Regions from separate parts of the Homo sapiens genome. Here region 1 is linked to region 2. A link is an interaction called in ENCODE POLR2A ChIA-PET data of the cell type or tissue named here. Cell type or tissue: OCI-LY7. All regions are shown on one strand. Each heading gives the region's core, and the rest is flanking DNA. Links, peaks and the distances in the headings are about the cores only. Region 1 overlaps SNRPF-DT (SNRPF divergent transcript). Region 2 overlaps LOC107984545 (a long non-coding RNA gene).

The links. Peaks named below come from ENCODE experiments on the same cell type or tissue, not always from the same donor. Only the 100,000 strongest peaks of a DNase experiment are listed, where the experiment ranks them.
Region 1: POLR2A ChIA-PET joins it to region 2 with 6 read pairs; 2 of 35 experiments call an interaction of 5 or more read pairs at or near these places.

Annotation. Positions count from the first base shown.
Region 1 is chr12:95,806,176-95,810,575 of GRCh38, reverse strand. The region is part of intron 2 of SNRPF-DT (SNRPF divergent transcript); the gene reads left to right. All of the region lies in intron 1 of LINC02410 (long intergenic non-protein coding RNA 2410), which reads right to left. Among named protein-coding and RNA genes, the nearest start is that of LINC02410, 5.3 kb to the right of the region's middle. In OCI-LY7, for the core only: no CTCF peak of the experiment used is centred there; no DNase peak of the experiment used is centred there.
Region 2 is chr12:95,437,899-95,442,298 of GRCh38, reverse strand. All of the region lies in intron 3 of LOC107984545 (a long non-coding RNA gene), which reads left to right. It also overlaps the pseudogene RNU6-735P. Among named protein-coding and RNA genes, the nearest start is that of METAP2, 34 kb to the left of the region's middle. In OCI-LY7, for the core only: CTCF peaks have their summits at 2,121 and 2,329; DNase peaks (open chromatin) are centred at 1,598, 2,258 and 2,518; H3K4me3 peaks cover 2,150 bases; H3K27ac peaks cover 3,338 bases.

The DNA of each region.
Region 1 (4,400 bases), core at 68-4,067, 370 kb before region 2:
ATGCCTAAGGCAATAATTTGTGGATAAAAACGGCTGCACATGAAAAATAATTGATGTGGTTTAAAAATTACTCTGAGGTGGAAAATAAAATGCCTTTTCAACCTACACTCTAAAAAGAGTACTAAAGCTAATTCTTTATAAATCATGGAATGGAAGCAAAGAAAGACACATTTTTGGGTAGTCAATCAATTTTAAATAAGGAGAGTTTTTAAATTTTGTATAAAAAATTAAAAAATGTTCAGTTCCCTAAAAGGACATAGCTGAAGATGAAGAAAGTCTTAACTACACCCTTAGCAATGTGAGTTTAATGTTTTCTATAATTATAAATATGAAAGCTGATCACTTTGGTTTCTTTATAAGTTAATCATTTTAAACATCACACACCAGGGCCTGTTGGGGGCTTGGGGGCAAGGGGAGGGAGAGCATTAGGACAAATAACCTAATGCATGTGGGGCTTAAAACCTAGATGACAGGTTGATAGGTGCAGCAAACCACCATGGCACATACAAATGTATGTAACAAACCTGCATGTTCTGCACACGTATCGCAGAACTTAAAGTAAAATTTAAAAATAATAATAATAAGTTAACCTTTTTTAAAAAAATGCCTTTGTAGTTTTAGCTTTTTTCTATTATGTCTCTGCAACTTTCCTGGGAGTGACCCAAACGCAAACATTCTCTGCTTATGGTACTTCCCAAGGTGCTCTTGTCACTGTAGTGCTGCCCCAATGCCACCTACACCTGGCCTGCATGTGTGTTTACGATGCTAAACATTGGGATGGGACTAGAAGGTTCAACAAGATACATCAACGTGACACAGATACTATTTGATTGATTTTTTTTCTTCTTATGTAGATCTATATAGAGCCATCCTTTCTAAACTTATAAAAGTGCTTTTGTTTTAGTCACTTATTTCTTCATCTGAAATTCTTTGCTCTAGAACAGGGGTCCCCAACTCCTGGTCCGTGGCCTGTTAGGAACCAGCCTGCACAGCAGGAGGTGAGTGGCCGGCCAGCATTACCACAAGAGCTCCGCCTCCTGTCAGATTAGTGGCAGCAATAGATTCTCATAGGAATTCAAACCCTATTGTGAACTGCACATGCAAGGGAGCTAGGCTGCAGGCTCTCTATGAGAATCTAATGCCTGATGATCTGAGGTGGAACCGTTTTATCCCAAAACCATCCCCCCACCGACCCCGTCCATGGAAAAATTGTCTTCCGTGAAACCAGTCCCTGGTGCTAAAAAGATTGGAGACTGCTGCTCTAGAAGATGCACTTGTTAAGAGAATTCTAATTCCTTGGTTTTTTTTATTTAAAGAATGAGTAATATTTTTTAAAGTCCAATACTTTTCTTTAAAAGGAAATTAAGCAGGAAATAGGAAAGAGTTTAGTCATTATCCTTTAAATTGCTGTATCTCATAGCTAATTCACACCAGAAGCCTAAAAATTAAGCAGCATTAAAATGTGATCATTCACTAGCATTTTTCACTGCTTGATTTGAGGCTGTTGTTAATTTCAATACTCATAGTGGTAGCTAAGCATAAAAATTAAAAATATATACATGTATTTTAAAAAATCTTTAAGCTTTATGATTTATGATATTTAGCAGTGTCTGTATATAAAGATAAAAATAGTCTAAGTATGTATCATATTTGTTATAGCCTAATAGTTTACTTTGTTAGTGAGGGAATTTACTAGTCAATTATATAAACATTATAATTGAAGCCTATGCATGGATTTTGAGAAAAGAAATAGGCTGAGATAATGAAAGGCAGTGATCTTAACTAAACATCTAAAGATTAAAATAGAATTAAAGCAATAACTACAATATATTACAATTAGCAATAACTACAATATATTACAATTACAATATACTACAATATATTACAATTAAAGCAATAACTACAATATATTAAAATTAGGCTGACATAAAGCCTTTAATTTCAACCATGTAATATTCAGCCATGTAAAATAAGTATGTTAAATAAGTATTAAATATATTTTGGACATTTAGAGTAAGGAAATGTAAATGTTTCTCTATGAACATTTTACTAATAAACTTGTAAAAATCAACTGGCAAAATATATTTTCTTAACTATATGGAAAAAGTATAAAAGAAACAACTTATATAAGTACATACTATGTGCAAGACACTCTTCCTAGAACTTTATGTGCAATGATGACTCATTTAGTCCTTGATATGGTTTGACTCTGTGTCCCCACCCAAATCTCGTCTCGAATTGTGATCCCCACGTGTGTAGGGAGGGACCTGGTGTGAGAGGTGATTGGATCATGGGGGCGGATTCTCCCATGCTGTTCTCGTGATAGTGAGTGAGTTCTCAAGAGATCTGATGGTTTAAAAGTGTGTGGTGGTTCTCCCCGCTCTCTCTCTCTCCTGCTGCCCTGAGAAGAAGGTCCCTGTTCCCGTTTGCCTTCCACCATGATTGTGAGATTTCTGAGGCCTCCCAGTCATGCTTCCTGTTACGTCTGTGGAACTGAGTCAATTAAACCTCTTGTCTTCATAAATTACCCAGTCTCAGGTAGTTCTTTATAGCAGTGTGAGAACAGACTAATATAGTCCTCATAAGAAATCTCTGAGAGAAATACTCGTAGTATCCCAATTTACAGATGAGGAAACTGAGGCATAAAGAAGATAGATAATTTGCCCAAAATCACTCTGCTAGTGAGTGGGATTCTAACCTAGAGTTAGAACATGAGCGTCTAGGCTCCTAATCATTTCACCATTCTGCTTTTGCAGCATGATCAGTAATCTTTTAATTCACTTTGGTTAGAGCAATTAAAAATGTCTGGTTAAAATAACAAATTATGGTGAGTTAGTATTATTACATTATTACTATCACAACATGGAATTACCCAAATAAGTTGTATAGAATTTTTAAAAATATGAGTACATTGCTGGACGTCACATCCTTAGGCTTCAGGAACTGAAGACACATTGCAATTTACTCTAGGCTAATTAGCAAAAAAGAAAAAAAGCACCACTGCACCTGGTAGGAAAAAGATAAATAATAGTTAATTTTTATTAAATGCGTATGATGTGTCAAGCATTATTCTGAGTGCTTTAATTAATGTATTTAATCCTACCACAATCTTCTAAGATATGTGTTATTATTACTCCCATTTTATGAATGAGGCTTAGTGGGAGTAACATGTTCACCCTGCCCTCTCCCTCCTCTATTCTTCATTGTTGGAGAGTTCAGAATCTTGGTTGTTTTCTTGTTTTTTACTGGTGGGTGATTTTAAAATTTTTAGGTGGCTTTTGCTGGTAAAGAAAGTTGCAACCTTTGGTTAAAGACTGAGTTGAGGCTGAGCGCAGTGGCTCACGCCTGTAATCCCAGCACTTTGGGAGGCCGAGGCAGGCGGATCACAAGGTCCGGAGTTTAAGACCAGCCTGGTCAATGCATTGAAACCCCTTCTCTACTACAAAAATTAGCCGGGCGTGGTGGCATATGCCTGTAGTCCCAGCTATTCAGGAGGCTGAGGCAGAAGAATTGCTTGAACCCAGGAGGCAGAGGTTGCAGTGAGCCAAGATCATGCCACTGCTCTCCAGCCTGGGTGACAGAGTGGGACTCCGTCTCAAAAAAAAAAAAAAAAAAAAAAATGAGTTGAAGGATAATTGCTGCTTCATGACAGAATTTTAAGAAAATGGCTTTGAAGGCATTTTGCTTTCTGCCAGTAGTGTTACTACTGCATGATCTGGTTTAGTACAATAATAATGACCAGGAGCTCTGGCATCTAATTTTTCAAATCCTGGCTCTGCCTCTGTCTTAGAAGCAGAGGTTCCTGTTCCTGCTGCTATAACAAAATACCTTACACTAGGTAATTTATAAACAACAGAAATTTATTCTTCATAGTTCTGGAGGCTGAAAAGTCCACCATCAAGGCAGCAGCAGATTAGATGTCTGGTGAGGGTCCCCTCTCTGCTTCAAAAATCACACCTTCTCAAGAAATCCTCCCATGGCAGAAGGGTGTGAACAGGGCAAACAGGCTTTCTCCAGTACTAAGGGCACTAATCCCATTCATGAGGTGACTCAATCACCTTCCACCTCCTAATACCATCACCTTGGGGGTTAGGTTTCAACACATGAATTTTGGAGGAACACAAACATTCAGACTATAGCAGCCTCTTCTTAGGTGATCTTGTGCAATTTCTTGAATGGATTATACAGAAACATCCCTGCTCTGTTAGTGTTCCTGGGGTAAGGGTAGGAGAGGGTCATGGGTTGGGATAGGAGGAGAGCTGATTGAGAAAGGGAATGAAAGAGGCCGGAGGCTATAAAAGTATCTAAAATTGTTTCCTCCTAACCTCATTCGACATTTTCCCTTACTTACTTGATGTTTTCTGTTTGCTTAATGATGAAATCTGTTTGATTCCTGTCAG
Region 2 (4,400 bases), core at 166-4,165:
GCATGTAAGATTCACCATTTTAAAGTTTACATTTCTGTGGTTTCAGTATATTACAGGTCATACGACCGTCACTACTACCTAATTACACAACATTTTCATCAACCCAAAAAGAAACCCTTTACTGATTAGCAGTCATTCTCCATTTCTCCCTCCCTCAATCCCTGGAAACCACTTATTTACTTTCTGTCTCAATGGATTTGCCTATTCTGTATATTTCATATAAATGGAGCCATGCAATTTGTGGCTTTATGTCTGCTTCCTTTCACTTAGCATAATGTTTTCAAAGTTCATCTACGTTGTAGCATATATCAATACTTCTTTCTGTTTTGAGGCTGAATATATTCTGCTGTGGCCAGGCATGGTGGCTCACACCTATAATCCCAGCACCTTGGGAGGCCAAGGCAGGCAGATTGCTTGAGCTCAGGAGTTCAAGACCAGCATGGACAACATGGTGAGATCCTGTCTCTACAAAAAAACACAAAAATTACCTGGGCATGGTGGCGCACGCCTATAGTTGCAGCTGCTTGGAGGGCTTAGTTGGGAGGATCACTTGAGGCTGGGAAGTCGAGGCTGCAGTGAGCCAAGATCGTGCCACCACACTATAGCCTGGGGGACAGAGTGAGACCATGTCTCAAAAAGAATTAAAAATATATATATTCAATTGTATGGATATGCCACATTTTGCTTATCTACTCATCAATTGGTGGACATTTGGGTTGTTTCTACTTTTTGACTGTTGTGAATGATACTCCTGTGAACATTCCTGTGCAACTTTTGTTGTGGACATCTTTTCATTTCTCTTGGGTATCTATATAAGAGTACCATTGCTAGGTATCTTCGTCTGTTTGGGCTGCTGTTAACAAAATGCCTTAGACTGGGTAATATATAAAGAACAGAAATTCATTTTTTCACAGTTCTGGAAACTGGGAAGTCCAAGATCAATTCACCATGAGATTCAATGTTTGATGAGGGCCGGGCACAGTGGCTCACACCTGTAATCCCAGCACTTTGGAAGGCTGAGGCGGGAGTTTGAAACCAGGCTGGCCAACATGGTGAAACCCCATCTCTACTAAAAATACAAAAATTAGCCAGGAGTGGTGGTGCATGACTGTAATCTCAGCTACTCGGGAGGCTGAGGCAAGAGAATCGCTTGAATCCGGGAAGCAGAGGTTGCAGTGAGCTGAGATTGTGCCACTGCACTCCAGCCTGGGTGACAAAGTGAGACTCCAGCTCAAAAAAAAAAAGAAGTTTGATGAGGGCTTACTCTGCTTCAAACGTGACACCTCTTGCTGTGTCCTCACATGGCAGAAAAGGCAAGGGGGATCCCTGAAGCCTCTTTTATAAGGCACTGATCCCCCTCATGATGGCTCTGCCCTAATGATTTAATCACCTCCTTAAGGCTCCAATCATACTATGACATTGGCAGTTAAGTTTCAACATACGAATTTTGAAGGAACACATTCAGACTATATAGCACAGTTGATAAACTGCCAGACTGTTTTCAAAAGGAACTGCACGATACTACATTCCCACCAGCAGTGTATGAGGCTTTTAATTTCTCCATATCCTCATCAACACTGTTTCTTGTCTTTTTCATTATAACTATCCTACTGGATATGAAGTGGTATCTCTTTGTGGTTTTGATTTGCATTTATCTGATGACTCATGCCATTGAGCATCTCTTCATGTGTTAGTGACCATTTGTATATATTCTTTTTTTTTTTTTTTTTGAGACAGAGTTTCACTCTTTTACCCAGGCTGGAGTGAAGTGATATGACCTCAGTTCACTGCAAACTCCGCCCTCCAGATTCAAGCAATTCTCCTGCCTCAGCCTCATGAGGAGATGGGATTACAGGCACCCGCCAACATGACTGGCTGATTTTTGTACTTTTAGTAGAGACGGGGTTTCGCCCTGTTGACCAGGCTGGTCTTGAACTCCTGACCTCAGGTGATCTGGTCCACCCGCCTCGGCCTTTCAAAGTGCTAGGATTACAGGCGTGAGCCACCGTGCCTGGCCCATTTGTATATATTCTTGGTAGAAGTGTCTATCCAAATCATTTGCCCATTTTTACATTTTACATTGGCTTGTCTTTTTTTTTTTTTTTTTTTTTTTTGAGACAGGGTCTCATTCTGTTGCCCAGGCTGGAGTGCAGTGGTGCACACTGCTCACTGCAGCCTCTACGTCCCAAGGCTTAAGAGATCCTCCCACCTCAGCCTCCTGAGGAGCTGGGACAATAGGCATGTGCCGCTACGCCTGGCTAATTTTTTATTTTTTTGTAGAGACAGGTGGTGAGAGGATGGGGGAGCTCTCACTATGTTTCCTAGGCTGATCTTGAACTCCTGGGCTCAAGTGATCCTCCCACTTCATCCTCCCAAAGTGCTGGGAGTAGAGACGTGCACCATGGGGTCAACTCTTTTTTAAAAACTCAAACATTAAAAATGAGCACTAGTAGCAAAGCCTCCCTCCCCAGAATGGTGCACTCCCAGTCTTCCACGGCTCTCTGATTCTGGCAGGTTTCACTTCCTTCCCTGCCCACCTTAAAGTTGAACTCACTGGCAAGGAGCTCCACTTCCATCCACATTATCTCAGTACCCATAAGTTTGCATTTATACTCTGTTGATTTTTTTTTTTTTTTCATATCTCCTGAAGCGGTCTCTGGCCACAACCGGCTGCCTGGACTATCTAAGTTTCTCCTGCCATACCAATTATTATTTTCCTTTTGTGCTCTGGTTACAAAGTGGCATAGGTTTTCCGTGGTCTGCCCTCACACTACTTTTCCTATAAGTCCTATTAATTTCAGTGCACACAATTTTGCAGGATGTGACGTTTTTCATGAATGCATACAGCATATTATAGCATAAATGCCTAAATTTACATTTTAATCAGGGATTTTGGAGATATGGGATTCATGCAAAGTGGAATCTTCAGTTACAGTGGCAAGACAATGAGATAGGGAACTTATTTATTTATTTGAGACAGTCTGGTTCTGTCACCCAGAGTGTAGTGCAGTGGTGCTATCTTGGCTCACTGCAACCTCTGCCTCTCAGGCTCAAGCCATCCTCCCATCTCAGCATCCTGAGTAGCTGAGACTACAGACATGTGCCACCATGCCTGTCTAATTTTTGTATTTTTTTTGTAGAGATGGGGTTTCACCATGTTGCTCAGGCTGGTTTTGAACTCCTGAACTCAAGTGATTTGCCCCCACTTGGCCTTCCAAAATGTTGGGATTACAGGTGTGAGCCACAGTGCCTGGCTGAGAAATTTATTTTTCCCTCTCTAGAGAGAAAAATTTAGATAAACAGAAGCTTTAGGTGTCCCTTAAATTTCATTTTAAAGCTCTTCCCAGGCCGGGCATGGTGGCTCATGTCTGTAATCACAGCATTTTGGGAGGCCAAGGCAGGAGGATAGCTTCAGGCCAAGATTTTGAGACCAGCCTGGGGAACAAATAGAGTTTCTGTCTGTACAATGAGCACATATAGTAAAATTGGAATGATACAGAGAAGATTAGCATGGGCCCTGCACAAGGATGACACACAAATTCGTGAAGCGTTCCATTAAAAAATAAAAAAAGAAAAAAATAAAGGTGTTCTCCTACTCCTCTTTAAGGAAGGGCTAGTTTAGTCTGAGCCTTAAAATTTTCTTTTTTTTCTTTTTTTAAACTTTTTTGGTATATTCGCAGAAAATGATTATTATTAATAATCAAATAATTATTTTTGGTTTGTTTTGTTTATTGTTTTTGTTTTTATTTTTGCTTTTTTGAGACAGATTCTTGCTCTGTTGCCCAGACTGGAGTGCAGTGGTGCGATCTCGGCTCACCACAGCCTCCACCTCCCAGGTTCAAGTGATTTTCATACCTCAGCTTCCCGAATAGCTTACAGGCATGCACCACCATACCTGGTAAATTTTTTGTATTTTTAGTAGAGACGGGGTTTCGCCATGTTGTCCAGGCTGGTCTCGAACTCCTGAGCTCAGGCAATCCGCCCACCTCAGCCTCCCAAAGTGCTAGGATTACAGGCATGAGCCACCACACCCAGCCAATAATCACAATAGTTAATAAGCCTCAGTCCACCATGTGTCCCAGTCCTCATGTTGTTGCTGGTGCCCTGTCCTCCGCTGGGTGGTCACTGCAAATCCCTGAGGCCATTTAGCTCTGGTTTAGCCAGCCCCTCAGTTCCTCTCCAATCACAGTCATGTGCTTTTCACAACCTGCTTAGTAAAATGTGTCCCTTTTTATTGTCTTTTTCATTATAACTATGCTAGTGGCTATGAAGTGCTTAGTAAAATGTGTCCCTCTGGTTAGGACTTTGCAAACTTGAGTGTTCTCAGAATCCCATGGAGGGCTTGCCCACACATAGATTCCAGGTGCCACCTGCAGAGATTCTAACATTAGGTCTGGGTA